Linked DNA regions of Homo sapiens: region 1 is linked to region 2. A link is a loop called in an ENCODE intact Hi-C map of the cell type or tissue named here. Cell type or tissue: B cell. All regions are shown on one strand. Region 1 holds the start of LGALS7B (galectin 7B). Region 2 holds the start of LOC107985291 (a long non-coding RNA gene).

What was found. A loop is a pair of places that touch in the nucleus more often than their neighbours do. Peaks named below come from ENCODE experiments on the same cell type or tissue, not always from the same donor. Only the 100,000 strongest peaks of a DNase experiment are listed, where the experiment ranks them.
Region 1: it touches region 2 in a loop (4-fold over the local background); 4 of 110 quality-filtered maps call a loop at or near these places.

The regions. Positions count from the first base shown.
Region 1 is chr19:38,788,081-38,796,080 of GRCh38, reverse strand. LGALS7B (galectin 7B) reads right to left here and starts at 6,881. Exons shown (of 4, transcript NM_001042507.4): 1 at 6,849-6,881; 2 at 6,377-6,465; 3 at 5,191-5,392; 4 at 4,327-4,501. The coding sequence starts at 6,854. The coding sequence ends at 4,388. RefSeq lists an enhancer at 2,951-3,650. In B cell, a CTCF peak has its summit at 3,285; a DNase peak (open chromatin) is centred at 3,300; H3K4me3 peaks cover 852 bases.
Region 2 is chr19:38,724,990-38,732,989 of GRCh38, reverse strand. ACTN4 (actinin alpha 4) reads right to left here. Exons shown (of 21, transcript NM_004924.6): 17 at 7,087-7,266; 18 at 5,887-6,033; 19 at 4,964-5,044; 20 at 3,836-3,994; 21 at 1,401-3,716. The coding sequence ends at 3,558. It overlaps CAPN12 (calpain 12), which reads left to right. Exons shown (of 21, transcript NM_144691.4): 19 at 1,767-1,883; 20 at 1,967-2,025; 21 at 2,112-2,798. The coding sequence ends at 2,138. It overlaps LOC107985291 (a long non-coding RNA gene), which reads left to right and starts at 4,634. Exons shown (of 2, transcript XR_001753937.2): 1 at 4,634-4,802. RefSeq lists an enhancer at 5,478-6,361. In B cell, CTCF peaks have their summits at 2,927 and 3,132 (motif pointing left); a DNase peak (open chromatin) is centred at 3,109; H3K27ac peaks cover 1,523 bases.

The sequences.
Region 1 (8,000 bases), 63 kb before region 2:
CTATTAGGATGGCTATAATAAAAAAGACAGATAGGTCAGGTGTGGTGGCTCATGCCTGTAATCCCAGCACTTTGGGAGGCCGGGGTGGGAGGATCACTTGAGGCTAAGAGTTCAGGACCAGCCTGGGCAACATAGCAAGAACCTGTCTCTACAAAAAATTTTTAAAAATTAGCCAAGCATGGGGACGCACACCTATAGTTCCAACTAATTGGGAGGCCTGAGGTAGGAGAATTGCTTGAGCCCAGGAGGTGGAGGCTGCAGTGAGCCATGATTTCACCACTGCACTCCAGCCTACACAACAGAACAAGACCCTGTCTCAAAAAAAAAAAAAAGACAATAACAAGTGTTGGAGAGAACATGGAGAAATAGGAACACATATGTTGCTGATGGTAATGTAAAATGTTACAGTTACTTTGGAAAATGGTTTGGCAGTTCTTTGAAACGGAACTTAAAAGAGTCATGTGACCCAGGAATTCTTTTTTTTTTTTTCTTTTTTGAGACGGAGTTTCGCTCTTGATGCCCAGACTGGAGTGCAGTGGTGCGATCTCGGCTCGCTGAAACCTCCACCTCCTGGGTTCAAGCGATTCTCCTGCCTCAGTCTCCCAAGTAGCTGGGATTACAGGCATGCACCACCACGCCCGGTTAATTTTGTATTTTTAGTAGAGATGGGGCTTTTCCATGTTGATCAGGCTGGTCTCGAACTCCTGACCTCAGGTGATCCATCTGCCTTGGCCTCCCAAAGTGGTGGAATTACAGGCATGAGCCACAGCACCTGGCCTGACCCAGAAATTCTCCTAGGTACTTACCCAAGAGACATGAAAACATGTTCACACAATAGGTTCATAGCAGCATTATTCATAATAGCCAAGATGTAGGAACAACCCAGATATCCATTATTCACCATGATGAATGGGTAAACGCGTATATTCGATCCACACATTGGAACAGCATTCAGCCATGAAAAGGAATGAAGTGCTGATGCATGCTATGACATGGACAAACCCTGAAAACATGATGCTCCGTGGAAGAAGCCAGATATACAGGGCCACATATTGTATGATTCCACGTGTGGAAAACAAGCAGATTCATAAATCCATACAGCTGGAAAGTAGGTTAGTGATTGCCAGGTGCTGGGGGAGGGGCAAGTTGGGGAGTGACTGCTTATGGGTATGGGGTTTCTTTTAGTTGTTCTTTTTTGTTTTGTTTTGTTTCTGAAACAGGGTTTCACTCTGTTGCTCAAGCTGGAGTGCAGTGGAGCGATCACGGCTCTCTGCAGCCTCGACCTCTCCAGCTCAAGCCATCCTCCTAGCTCAGCCTCCCGAGTAACTGGGACCACAGGTGTGTACCACCATGCCCAGCTAAAATTATTTTTTGTAGAGATGAGGTCTCCCTATATTTCCCAGGTTGTTTTTTTTTTTTTTTTTTTTTTTTTTTGACACAGAGCTTTGCTCTGTCACCCAGGCTGGAGTGCAATGGTGCTATCTGCTCACTGCAGCCTCCGCCTACCGGGTTCAAGCAATTCTCCTGCCTCAGCCTCCCACGTAGCTGGGATTACAGGTGCGTGCCACCACGCCTGGCTAATTTTTTGTATTTTGAGTAGAGATGTGGTTTTGCCATGTTGGCCAGGCTAGTCTCGAGCTCCTGAGCTCAAGTGATCCGCCCATCTCAGCCTCCCAAAGTGCTGAGATTACAAGTGTGAGCCACAGCGCCCGGCCTCAGGCTGGTCTTGAACTCCTGGGCTCAATCAATCCTTCCGCTTCAGGCTCCCAAAGTGCTGGGATTACATCTGTGAGCCAAGGTCTTTTGAGATGATAAAAATGTTCTAAAATTAGATTGTGTTGATGGATGCACAACCTTGTGAATATACTGAAAAACATTGACTTGTATACTTTGAATGGGTGACTTGTATAGCATATGAGTTATATGTCAATAGAGCTGTTACAGAAAGATCCAGGAGGATGGGGAGGAGAGAAGGGAAGCTGAATCATAAATTCTAAATTTCTTTGAAGACAAACTTAATAAAGAAGGATTTAGGTTGGGCACCATGGCTCACACCTGTAATCCCAGCACTCTGGGAAGCCTCGGTGGGAGGATCGCTTGAGCTCAGGAGTTTGAGTCCAGGAGTTCAAGACCAGCCTGGGCAACATAGCAAGACCCTGGCTCTACAAACACCCGCCCCCCCCAAAAAAATTAGCCTGGCACCATGGCACGTGCCTGTAGTCTCAGCTACTTGGGGGGCTGAGGTGGGAGGATGGCTTCAGCCTGGGAGGTTGAGGCTGCAGTAAGCCCTTATCCACAACTCCACTCAGCCTGGGCAACAGAGCAAGACCCTGCCTCAACAAAAAAAATTTTTTATTTAAAAATTTTTGATGAACTGTTACCGATGGAGGGTGTCCAGGTGCTTGGTCTCTTGAATGAAGAATTGGGCAAAACGCACAAAGCAAGGAAATAATGAAGCAACAAAGGCAGAGATTTATTGAAAATAAAAATACACCCCACAGTGTGGGTGCGGCGGAGCATAGGGGCTCAAGGGCTGGGTTACATAATTTTTTGGCATTTAAATACCTTCTAGAGGTTTCCATTGGTTACTTGCTGTACGCCCTATGTAAATGGAGAGGATGTTTCCTGTCATAGCTGAAGTGTGAATCAGCCTTATGTTCCCTGCCTCCAGACCCTATTTTCCTGCCTCAGAACCATTTGAGAATAAGTCGCAAACATGCTGCACCACCAAATACCTAACTCTATTTTCCACAAACAGGGACAAGTTCCCACATGTACACTGTCAGTCAACGGTGAAATTCAGGACATTAACACGGCTGGATCGCTACTGTCTAATCCGAAGACCCAACCACATTCACCACTTGTGCCAATAATGTGTGTTCATTTCACTGTATGTTTTGAAATGTATACCAGATGCATATATTATCTTTATGAAAAAACTGATATTTTAAAAACACTCGACACAGCCAAATGAAATAAGAGCGAACTCATTCAAGCAGGAGCCCCGGAGGACTGGGAGAAACCGGCCTCTCACAGGCCTCCTCACCAGAGCTGGGCTCGCTCCTGGCCACCGCCCACCCACTCCAGGGCCGGACACGGGAAGGGACCGCCCAGACCGAAGGTCGCAGGGGCCTAAAACCCCGGGTCCTGAATGCGCCTGGGACCTGCAGCGAACCTGGCGTCCCCACCTGACTCCAGAATCAGATTCAGGCCAGGCCAGGAACCACCCCAGCTTCCTGCATCCGCCTTGGTCCAGGCAGCAATGCGGAAGGCGGACGCCAGGGGGTCGGAGGCTCAAGGGCGGGGATCGAGACCCAAGGCCTGGCGCGCCCACCAAGATGTGGCTCTGCACTAAGGTTCCGGAACAGCCGGCCCTGAACACCCACGTGCAGCTTCCGATCGCAGCCCTGGCCTGGCTCCTCGGTCCCCGGTTGAGAGACCCGCGACCGCTGCAGGGTGCCTCGCCGAGGGTGGGGGCTCGAGGCGCACAGTGCTCCCAGCCTCTCCCACCCCAACCCCGCCATTAAGGGAAGCCCCAGCGACGCCCTGAACCCTGAAAGTCACACTGGGGCCGGGGCTGCACTTGGCGTCCGCTTCCCCTCCCGTCACAGTGACCAGGGCTAGGACCGGGGTCCGGGCCGTCGGGGAGAGCGGAGGGCGCGTGGGAATGGGGCTCGCTGCGCCAGGGAAAACCCACGCCGTCCTTCGAGTCCTCCCAGCTGTTCCGCAGAGCCGGGGCCGCTGCCATCGCGTCTGCCCCGAGGGTGCGCAGGCGGGTACCTGTCCCGACTCGGGGAACAGCGGGAGCCCGGAGACGCCCGTCGGGCTTCCCAGCCCCACCTGGGACGTCTCTAGGGGCGGGAGGCCAGGAGAGAAGAGGGTGGGAGAGATGAGCTGCAGGGGGATACGGGACCCAGGGACCCGGGATCTTATAACACGCTTTCCACCCGTAGGATTGGGGCCCACAAATGACCAGAAAGGTGGGACTCATTCGCCCCCTTTGCAGATGGACCCATGTTGGCGCCCCTTAGATCTGCAGTGGGGGCACCAGGACCTGCGGTGAGCGCCTCTGCGCCCCAAACGCCAGCAGGTCCGCCCGACCGCATTCCCAGCTGGCTTGCTTTGCACAAATGCTGCGTCAGGGCACGCCCCACACCCACTCCTTCCCAGATCGCGACCCTCACGCCTTCGCAGACAGAAAGTGTCCTAAGCACAGGCAGGCTCAGAGCCCGCCTCCGCCTCGGATTCGCTGTGTGGCCCGGAGCCAGTATCTTGGCCTCTCTGGGTCTCAGTTTGCTCATCTCAGTGAATGGGACACAGACACAGTCGCGCTGCGGGCTAACGCTTTATTTGCCAGCCAAGGCCCCGGGCCCGCCTGGGCTTCTGCTCAGAAGATCCTCACGGAGTCCAGCTGCACGTCCCCGCCCACCTCCACCAGGCGCACGCGCGCCAGCGGCAGGCGGTGGCGGAAGTGGTGGTACTGGGCGTCCCCAACCACGGCCTGCAGGGGAGGGTCGGTGGTGAGGATTCCGGAGGCCCGTGCTGGGTGGCCCTGGGGAAATCACTCATCCCCTCTGGGCCTCAGTTTCCTCACTGGGAAAATGGGGCTATTGTTCATTCTAACTCTTGCGTGAGGATCAAACGAGTTGACTGTGTGGCACAGTAAAAAGCGGCTTTTTTAGTGCTGGTAATGGATATTCTCATTTCAGCGACCATTACCCGCTATTAAAGCGCAGAGGAGGGAGGTGAATTCGCGTAAGCTGTGGGTGGTGGAGGATCTGCCGCCACTCCCACCCGCCAATCCTTGCTAGGACGAGTTCCTGGGCGCTGTTTCCAACCCATCCCTCCCCATGCCTCAAACCCCGGACCTCAGGAAGGAATGAACTGGGAGTAGGGTCTGGGATGGCGAGTCTGGGCCACGCCTTCCCGCTAGGACGCCCACCCCTTGGACACTTGGCTGGTGCTCGCCTCGTCCTGACCCTGCTGTCTCTCTGTCCCTCGGACCCAAGTGGGAGTTGTTTAGGCGAGAGAGAGGGTCGAAGGACACCCTTCTCCGCCTTGGCCACGACTTCCCTACCCCCCTCACCCCGCCCCGAACCTCCCTGCCTTCCACCAATAGCCTGGCTTTGCCCAACCCTCTGCTCCAGGGACCTAAGTCTTGGCGTCCACGCCCCTGTCGCAGAGACGCACCTTGAAGCCGTCGTCTGACGCGATGATGAGCACCTCGAAGGGCTGCCCGCGCTGGAAAGGAACGCCCGGCCCGCGCTCCTCGCGGCCCCAGGAGCCTTGCTCCTTGCTGTTGAAGACCACCTCCGACGTGTCCAGCCGGGGGTTGAAATGCAGGGCGGCATCGGAGCCCTGCTCCTCCCCGCACAGCAGGTTTACATGGAACCTGGAAGAGGGGGATGGTGGCCGTCAGGGCTCAGAAACCACCCAGACCAAGAAATGTTGAGGGTGAGGAATACCGATGTCTACAATTTACTTTGAATGAATAAGTAAATGAAATGTTGGCTGGGTGCAGTGGCTCACCCTGTAATCCCAGCACTCTGGGAGGTGGAGAAGGGAGGATCGCTTGGGCCCGGAAGTTAAAGACCAGCCTGGGCAACATAGCGAGACCCCACCTTACAAAAAAACGAAAGAACAAACAAAACATAAACCGCCCAGACCAAAGTGAAGGTCTTATGGGCTGGCACTCCCCATTCCCAGAGTACCCCCAAATTAACAGGGACCTGAAGACAGGCACACACCGCAGAAGGAGAGGTGGGCGACTAATGACCAGGGAGCTTAGATTCCCAAGGCAGCCAAAATATCATGAGGCCCTTGGCAGAAACCTACCCAGACCAAACTCACTACGCTTAGGGCAGGGTGCCCTCATTTCCAAAGAGCCTGGGAGCTGCCCAGGAGGTCTGGGTGATAGCCAGGGTGCTCCTGATGCTCAGGGAACCCTCAGCTTCTACAGGACAAAGAATAATACCAGGAACCCCAGTATTTCCAGGGTACCTCAGAATCCAGAAGGCCCGAAGTTCCTTAGCCAGGAAGTCAAAGGATGGCTTGGCAAGGACTCCCAGGGTCCAGGGTGTCTCCAGGACTTGGAGTATTTCCAGAGTTCCCTGGGACTCAGACATGGAAGTCATAGGACTATATCTAGGAACCCTGAGATTACCCAGGGACCTCAAATGCTTAGGGAAACTTAGGGACCCCAGCCACAAAGGCACGGGGGCAAATACGAATACATCAGATTTGAGGTCAGAAATGGCCTCGGACTCCTAGCCTGGTGGATACAGGTGGCCTCGGGCCCCTACTTCTGGACTGCAAAAATTGGGAGTCAGCTGATCCTGAGACCTGTACCCTTTACCCCTAGGGCCTGGGGCCTCACCTGCTGGCATTGGGAGGAACCAAGCCGCGAATTCTCAGCACCGTGCCAGGGCGGATGCCCTCGGGCAGTGAGGACTTGTGGGGGACGTTCTGCAAGAGTGGGGTGCAGGGGCCACTGTGAGCCGGTGAGACCGAAGGAGGGAGGCAGAAGGTGGGTCACCCCTCAGAGGAGCCGACCAGGGCTGAGACTGGCAGAAATCAGTGGAAGAGGAAAGGGTGGCGGAGAGGCAGGAAAGAGACCAGAAACAGACAGGGAAACAGATGGGGAGAGCAACAAAGACAAACAGAAAGATCCTCAAAGAGGGCCCCAGAGGAAGCCACAAAGAGGTAGAGGGGACAGTCGGGATGGGGGTTACCCGGAGGCCACAGCCCAGGCCAGTCCGTGGCACACTCACTGCCCACTTGCTCCTTTGAAAGAGGAGCCCCCAGCCCCCTCCCTGCTTGGCCCCGCCCCGGGCCCCTGGAGCACTCACGGACATGGCTGGGACCGGGTTGGGCAGCCGTGGTGGTGGGGCCTGCTGGGGACCTTAAATAAAAGCAGGGCGGGGCTGGCCCTGATGACTCACCCCACCCCTTCCCACCCACCACCCACACCTGGCACGGACCCTGGCCCTGGGGCAAGCCTGGCGAAGTGGGAGTGGCGCCTCTTCTTGGGGGCCCTGATCCCCCCATCACCCAGAGCCCGGGTGCACTGCCCCTCTCCTAGGAGCTGATAATAAGAGCCACCGCCCCTCCACCCCTGTCTTCCCACTGCCTGGCACACAGGAGAGTCTCTCATGCTCATTTTATCCACAGACATGTTGGGTCCTGAGAAGCCAAGCCCAGCGGGAACTCTAGACCCTTCTCTCCAGCTGAGAACCTCCTGCCTAGACTGGAAATGTCTGCGCTGAAATCCCTGCTTCTAAGTCTCCAGTGGAACAGCAGCCACAACAACGACGATAGTGCCAGACAGGGGGACTTCACAGGGTCGGAGGGCGGCCTGGTTGGCTCAGTGCTGCACCCCTGGGTCCTGGAGTGTGCCGGGTTCATGGGAAGTCCTCAGTCAGGAGGGGTGAAAGGAGGGGATCCACTAGGACTACGCTTGTCATTTCCCAGGCCCTTGGGCTGCCCAGGATATGCAGGAAATCACTGATTGGGACCCCACCATTCCAACAGAGAGAAGCATGGGTCACCCCCATTGTACAGAGAAGGAGGCTGAGGCTGGGATGGGAAGTGATTTTCCACAAGCCGGGCAGGACCCATTGCCCCAACCTCTGCCTTTCCTCACCTCTGGGCGTGCCTCTCCTGTGGGTTCTGTCTCTGGGGCTGGCTGTCTGGCTCTGTTTGTCTCTGTCTATAACTGTCTACCGCGTATTCCTGTCCCACTTCTCTCCTTCAAGTCTCTCTTGTTCCTCCTTCCAGGACTGTTACCATCTTCCCACCAATTTTGCAGGTCAGGATGAGGTGGGTTTTAGGGTGGTGGGTGGCCTAGCATTCCATCACCACCTAGATCAAAAGCAGAGCAAGGTGGGGACCCTCCCGCCAGCCCCAATATAGCCCGCTTGGGCCCAAGACTCTAGAAGAGAATCCAGGGTTGGGGAAGTAGACTGGGGGAGGCGGGGGGGGGGGGGGGGGCGGGCAGGACT
Region 2 (8,000 bases):
TGCTACTAGGCTGAGTTCCTCCTGATGAGCTGGAACAAGCCCAGCACAACATCCTAACCAAGAAAGAGAGCCAGAGAGAAAGGCTTTCCATGGGCTCCAAGGCAGATGAGACAGTACAGCACTGTGACCCTCATGTGGAGGGGATTTGGAGAGTGGGCTGGGGTCAGAACTTGGAGTTCCCAGATCCCCAACCCCACTCTGGGGCCTGTCTGCCACCACACAGCAGATGGAGCCACAGGGAGATGGGGGCTGGGGTGACTGTGATGGAGTCGGAGAGCCAGAGGGAGAGGGTTTGGGTGTGGCTGTGAGTGTGAGACCCAGAGAAGGTGGTCAAGTGTCCAAAAGAGCCAGCCGGGCGTGGTGGCTCACGCCTGTAATGCCAGCACTTTGGGAGGCTAAGGCAGGCAGATTGCCAGATTGCTTGAGCCTAGGAGTTCAAGACCAGCCTGGGCAACATGGCGGAACCCCCGTCTCTACTAAAACTACAAAAATTAGCCAGGCGTGGTGGTGCGTGCCTGTAATCCCAGCTACTTGGGAGGCTGAGACAGGAGAATCTCTTGAACCCGGGAGGTGGAGGTTGCAGTGAGCCAAGATCATGCCATTGTACTCCAGCCTGGGCAACAGAGCGAGACTCCGTCTCAAAAAAGAAAAAAGAAAAAGCCCAAGTCAAAGGGGGAGAAATGGGGTCAGAGACAGCCAAGGATTGGGAGACGTGGGGCAGAGAGGGAGAGGCTGGGCCGGAGATAGACAGGAGTGGAGGTGAGGGAGCAAGGACTCACAGCAGGTGGCAGGTGGCAGGCTTGTGTTCACGCATCTGGCACCAGTGAGTGCCTGTTACATGCCAGGAGTTATTCCAGGAAGAAGGAAACTGATAAAGTGCCCTTGAGAATTTCTCAAACGGGAACTCCTGCAGTGGCAGCTGAGGGGCTCCAGCGCCTTCTCGGGTCCTTCCACCCCATCTGGCTGGGTTTCCCCATAGCCCTGGGCATGGCAGCCTCCACCCCTATGCCCGAGGGCAGATGAATGCCAGAGGGAGTGACCTGGGGCAGGTCACACGGGCAGGAAGAGGCTGCAGGCCACCTGCCCTCCTGTTAAAACAGCACCTGGCACTGGGCACAGCATGAAATGGCACTTACTTGGTAGATATTTGTGAAGAGAATGAACACACAGAATGGGGGTGAAGATGGGCTTTGGAAGCAGCAGAAGCCCATGAAACGGTACTTGGAACTGGGTTTGTCTGGCCGTGTGGGAGACAAAGGTCATCAGGCACAACCTTGCATCTCAGAAGGGGTCAAGAACCCATTGTTTTGGGTTTTTAAAAGCCTCCAATGAGACTCCACAGCAGACATGGTTTCTCAGCTTTAGAAATCGCCTCTGAGGTAGACTGTAAGGAAACTGACTCCATATGGGATTGACTATATTTTTTGCTGCACAGAAATATCCTCCAGTGCCCACTGGCAAGGAGAAAGCCCCACAGGATTTAAGGAGTAACAGTACCCACACATCGAGTCACGTGTCAGACGCTGTCCTGAGCGTTCTGTCTTCACACACCCTATGGGGTCGGGGCTGTCTTAGTCCGTTTGATGGATGAGGAAACAGGCCCAGAGGATTGAAGGGATCAGCCTGTACTCACCCTGCCGGGATGGGGCAGAGTTGGGGTGTGACACCCTGTGGCATTCATGTCCTCCCTGAGGAGGTGGGGTGGGGATGCAATGCCAAGGTGGGTTCCCTGTGGGCCACTGGGCTCAGAAGCAGCCTCCCCCTAGGCTTCCACCTGAACAACCAGCTGACCCAGACCCTCACCAGCCGCTACCGGGATAGCCGTCTGCGTGTGGACTTCGAGCGGTTCGTGTCCTGTGTGGCCCACCTCACCTGCATCTTCTGTGAGTACCACCCCGGCATGGTGGGGCATGGGGGGAAGGGGTACGGGGACTGGTGGGCACTCACCCTGCCCCTCTCTGCACAGGCCACTGCAGCCAGCACCTGGATGGGGGTGAGGGGGTCATCTGCCTGACCCACAGACAGGTGAGCCAGGTGGGAGGGACAGGGTGGCTCAGGCTCTGTCCTGCGAGCTCCCTGCCTCAAGCCACTGTCTTCCTTCTCTTCCTTAGTGGATGGAGGTGGCCACCTTCTCCTAGGATCTCCGGATGGGCGCACCTGCTGCTCAGGGCAGGGTTGCTGAGCAAGACCACCTCCCTAGGCCTTGCCTGGCATGGGTGCCACTCTCTCTGGCATCCACCTGTCTGGGGCTAGTCTCTGGCCCTCACTGCTCACGGCCGGGTGACCACTCTGGCCTGCGTACTCCTCACTCAGAAACAAGAACAGCGACAGCCCTTCTCGAGCAGATGACACGAGCTAGTCCACGTTGACAGCTTAAGACAGTGCTAGCTCTGCCCTGGCTCTCCTAGAAGGTGGAGGACAGACACAGGAGAAATAAAAAAAGATGATGCTGCAGGAATCCTTCTTAAAAATATTACATGTTTTATTATCCTGTCCCCAGAGGGTGGTTTATCCAGAAACCAAGAAAAAAAATCAATCAGAATAAACTCAAAAAAAAAAGGTAGGGGGAGCAAAACCATCAACCACCAGGCAGCCAGGCCATCAGCCCACCTCCACCTCTGGAGGGTCCCCAGAGACCCACGCCCGACGCAGACCCGGAGGAGCATCAGCAAGGGGCCCGGGCAGAGAATCGGCTATGTCTTCATTATGAGAGCAGGAGAGACGGCAGAGATATGTTGCTAGGTGAATATATATTTATATAATAAATCCGTAAGTTAATAAAGTAAATAGTAATTCTCTGAAAGTTTTTAATTCTTTCTTTTTTATAGTTTTTTTGTTTTTGTGATTTTTTTTTTTTTTGGTTTTTGTTGTTTTGTGTTTTTTTTCCTTTTTTTTTTTTGGTTCTTAGAAAATCTGAGACACGTGAGGCCAGACAAAGCAAGGCCGGGGCTGGTGGGATGGGGTGCGGTTCAGGGGGGCCCGGTCTGCCAACTCAGCTCCTCTGCTGCAAAAGCGGGGTGCTTGTTGGGGCCATCTCCTGGCAATGGCAAGTGAGTCTGGAGCAGAGAGGGGAGAGGGGCTGGGTGGGTCCCCAGCCGTCAGGTGGTGGTGGCGCCCTCTGCTGGCCCCTCGCATGGCCCAGGCAGTTCCTGGACAAGGCACATGGGGCTTTGGCCTGGATTGGGGAGGCCTTGAAGGGACCTCAGAGCAAAGGAAGAGACCTGGGTGTGGTGAGGCATCCCAGGGCATGGAAGGGACCGGTTGTGCTGTGGGAATCCACTGGCCCCTCCTTGGTTAAAAAAGCACAACACATCATACATATTTACCAGACCAGAAGCGCTGGCCCCAAGTCTCCCCAACCTGGTCGGGGGAACCTCCTGGCCAACCCACAAAGAGAGAGAGGAGAGAGCCTGCCCCAGCCCCTCCCTGCCCACCCACCCACCCCGGAGGACTGCAGAGAGTGCTTTGCATAGATACAGAGTGGAGGAATGGGACTGTGGGGCTGCCCAGGCCCCTCCTGGAGGCCGTCGGGGGTGTTGGGTCAGGTCTCTGGGGCCTCACAGGTCGCTCTCGCCATACAAGGCCGTGGAGAAGGACTTGTAGTCGAGGGCACCGGGCACGGCGTCAGGGCCCTGGTATGGCGCCATGCGGGCGATGCAGTACTCGGCCTGGTCGGGGGGCAGCTCTCTCCGCAGCTCCTCAGCTGTGATGAAGTTCTGGGGCAGGCAGGATGGGACTCTGAGCCATCCCCACCCACACACTGGCCCCCTCAGCCCCTCCCACTGCAGGGACCCCTCTCGCCAGCCCCCATGCACCTCGTAGGGGTCTCGCTCACCTTGTCCCCTGCTAAGACCTTGAAGGAAGCGATGACCTGGTCAGCCGTGTCCGTGTCGGTGGTCTCCCGCGACATGAAGTCGATGAAGGCTTGGAAGGTCACAAGGCCGCTATGGTTGGGGTCGACCAGGCTCATGATGCGGTTGAACTCGGCCTCACCCTGCAAGGAGAGGGTGGGGTGGGGGACACCCGACATTTAGTGGGGCAGGGGCAGCCAGGCCCACACTGGTGGGGTCTCCAGGGAAACAGCCGAGAGAGTAGGGCCCAACCCACGTGTGCGTGCGCCCTGTTCCCCGCCTGCTCCAGCAGCCTTGGCCCCGGGCAGAGCCTGCCACTGCTCCAGCTGACCCAGGCCTCCAAGCCCCCAGTGCCCCAGGCCGGGAAGCAGGGCCTCTCTGCACCCTCCCCTCTCGTGGTCTCCCACAGCAGGGAACTGGGGTCTACTGCCCTCAGCCCAGGCTCACGAGTAAGCTCTGGAGGATGGGGAAGAAAGAGAGAAAGAGAAAGAAAAAGGGGAGAGAGTGGGAGAGCTGCCCCCTCTTTCTGGAGACTTCTAGGGAAGAAGGGGGGCTCGGGAAGTCATCGGAGGGACCCCACCCCGGCAGATGCAGCAGAGGAAGAGGCAGGCACGGCTGCGCTGCTCGGGCGGAGGAGTGTCCCCGAGGACGAGGAAGCTCTGGAGGCGGTGAGGGGGAGAGGTGGGGGGGAGGAGGAGGAGGAGGAGGAGGAGGAGGAGGAGGAGGAGCGGGTGGCTGGGGAGACAGAGCTGCATACCAGGCTGTATCCTGTGGAGATAAGCAGAGCCCTGAAGTCATCGGAGTCCATGCTGCCTGTCTGCTTCTGCTCCGAGGACGCAGGCATAGCAGAGGAGGCCGGGCCCAGAGTAGGCAAGAGGGGCCGCCCCATGTGCACAGCAGGCAGACAGGACAGTGGCGGGGAGCAGGGAGACAGCGGCCCCAAGAGACCAGGTAAAAGGGAAGGGGTCCAGGGAGATGTGGGCAGGGAGGCAAGAGAGCCATGAGATGGCACACAGGATGGCAGGGGTGGGATGGCGAGGGGAGAAAGAGAGAAGGAGAGAGAGAGAGAGAGCAGTTAATGCCATGGTCCGCTGGGGCCCAGGGTGCAGTACCTGCCGGTCGTTCTCCACGTCGTAGCCCAGGCTGATGAGGCAGGCCTTGAACTCCTCGGGCCCCAGCGCCCCGCCATGATCCTGCCGGGGCCATCCGAAGGCAGGTGTGCGGGAGGGGCGGCGTGGAGACCAGGATGAGGGATCGGGGTCACATGCAGAGGGCAGGGGGAAGGGACACGTAGGGGAGGGAAACACAGAGTTAGAGGCAACATGGACAAGGAGATGGCCAGGGACACGTGGGGTCGGGGGCGGCACGGGCCCCTTTCATCCTTTCCCCAACCTCGGAAGCTCAAAGGAAGGCAGAGGCCTCCCCGACCTCTCTGCCCACAGCAGGGGTGGCAGCTGGATGCTACAGAACTGAGGACAAGTCCCAGGACTGGTGGAGGGTCGGGGGGGGGGTTCTCCTTGCCTTTGGGATTTGGAGTGGGACAGAGGGGACTGTATCCTGTCCTGGGGGCGCCAGGTGCAGAGCTGAGGCTGCACACTTCTCAGTCCGTCAGCCCGGCAGGGGTGGGCTGGGGATGGCAGCAAACTCTGGCGCTCAGGGCCCCTCTGATGAGGCTGCCGGACCAAATCTGAATTCTAAAAGCACTGTGCGGGGTGTCTGTGTCCAGGTTCACAGACCGGGTCGCAAAGCCTGGGTGTGCTGAGACTTCATCTGCCCTGGGGGTGGTGAGGATGCCACCCCAGAAGGCAGGACTTGGGACCTCCGGCCCCCTGCCTGTGCGTGTGAAGTGGCCCAGGCTGGGGTCTTGGTGCCGCACACCTACACCCTGACAGTGGCAGGGCCCTGCTGGCCCTGGGAGTGGCGGCCGACGCTCAGCAACTGTGATGGGAATGGACGAACAGATGCAGAGACGAAGGTGTGGGCTGGTACGGCAACGGCGGGAGGGGAGAGGCCGAGGAGGTGGCAGGCTGCTCACCTTGTCGAAGTGGTTGAAGGACGCCCGGAACTCCTGCATCTGCTCCTGGCTGATGCCCTTGGCGTCGCGGGTGAGGATCTGGTTCTCCACCTCGTTGATGGTGCGGGCAATGGTGGTGAGCAGCTGCTCCCAGCCCACGCGGATGTGCTGCGGAAAGACGGGGGCGTGATCGTGGGCCGGGTGCTGTGAACTGTCCTCACCGTGGTTCACACGTGGAGGACTGTGAACTGTCCTCCCGCCCTGGGGAAAGCCCCTGCTCTCCTGTACACCTCACAGGGGACACGGGCCATGGTGCCTCCCTGCTGCCTCTGCCAATGTCTGTCTCCACAGTAAGTGTGTTTCCCAGCTACAGGGGCAGCAGAAGGGCAAGGACCCATGAATCTTGTGCCGGGATCCCTGTGGAGACTGTTTGGACAAACTCTGGTCAGTGTCTCACCACTGGCTCTCAGGGGAAAAAAACAAAAAAGCCAACTCTGGTTTGAAGCATCTGTGGACCTGTATGGGTTGGATCAAGAGTGTCCAGTCTTTTGGTTTCTCAAGCTACCAATATGACGGCGACCAGCTTGTAATGTCCCCGGAGTGTTAGCCAGTGGGAGCTGCTGCCCTGACCCGGCACCCGCTGGCTGGCTCTGGCCCTGAGCAAGGCTGATACTGCTAAGGCCACAGGGCAAACGGTGCCCTCTGTGGGCCCCTAGAACAGCTTGTCCTGTGAGGGGCATTGTCATGGTGATGAGAGCAGTGCTAGGGAAAGTGTAATTTTTAAAAATGTCTAAACATTTTGATCTAGTCTTTTCAATCTTTTTTTTTTTTTTTTTTGAGACAGAGTCTGGCTCTGTCACCCAGACCGAAGTGTGGTGGCATGACCTCGGCTCACCTCAACCTCTGCCTCCCTGGCTCAAGCAATCTGCCCACCTCAACCTCCTGGGGAGCTGGGACTATAGGCATGCACCACCATGCCTGGCTAATATTTTCATTTTTTGTAGAGACAGGGTCTTGCTATGTTGCCCAGGCTGGTCTTGAACTCCTGGGCTCAAGCCATCCTCCCACTTGGCCTCCCAAAGTGCTGGTCTCTTCAATAATTTTTAAACAGAGTGAAAAACAACAGACAGCAGACAGCTATCTTCTCACTGGCCCGAACCATTTCCAGTGAGGAAGCCGGCCATGCTGGTGGAAAGGCCAGCGGGCGGGGCAGCCGCGCACCTCCATGGTATAGTTGGTGTGCTTGTTGTCGAAGATGAGGGCCTCCTGGATGAGCTGGTGCTGCTGCTCCAGCAGGTCCAGGTTGGGCTTGTAGTCCACGATGCTGCGTTCATACTGCTTCAGGTGGCTCAGCTGGTCCTCCAGGGTCCCGTTCATCTCAATGGAGATGCGCCCGATCTCCTACGGGGGTGGGTGCAGGCGGTGGGGTGAGGCTGGTGGGCCTGCCCCCACTGACCACCTGGAGGAGCCCACTCGCGCTGCTGGCCTGCATCTTCCCCGGGGCCCCTTTGGCCTGGGGCCTTGGCCCATGGGTCCCTGGGAGGGAAGGCCCACTGCTCACAACTGTCCCCTCCGGTCCTGCCCTCTCATGTTAAAGCAGCTATGACAATGACAGGGAGGTTTTCTCTGCCAAGCGCTCCCTGTGCCCAACTTCATTTTACCCTTGACCTCTCTGTGAGGCCAGGGCTGTGGCAGGCCCTGACTGCAGAGGTAGAAACCGAGGCTCACGGAGGACAGCTCAGTGCTGTTAGAGGCAGAGTTGGGATCTGAACCCTGGCCTGGCTGCAGCTCCTGACCTCGGGCACTCCATGTCTCGGCACCCACAAGTCCACATGCTGCGTGGCTGGCATGAACCTCAGGGCTGACCTGCCTGGCACCCGGACCCCCTCTCAGGCTTGCTGGGTTTAAACGAGGTTGCCTGCTGCCAGCCTGGTTGCCTGGTATGTAGTGAGTGCTCAGTGAGTGGTGGTCAGAACTGCTGTAAGAATGACAGCACTCATGTGGCTGGTTAGTTGGTGCAAAAAGCATTTGTTGAAGTAATAAGGTAACTGTTTTCATCCCCATTTTAGAGCTGGGAGGACAGGATCAGAGGTTCAATAGTGCCTGAGTCTCACAATCATCAGACCAGGGCATTC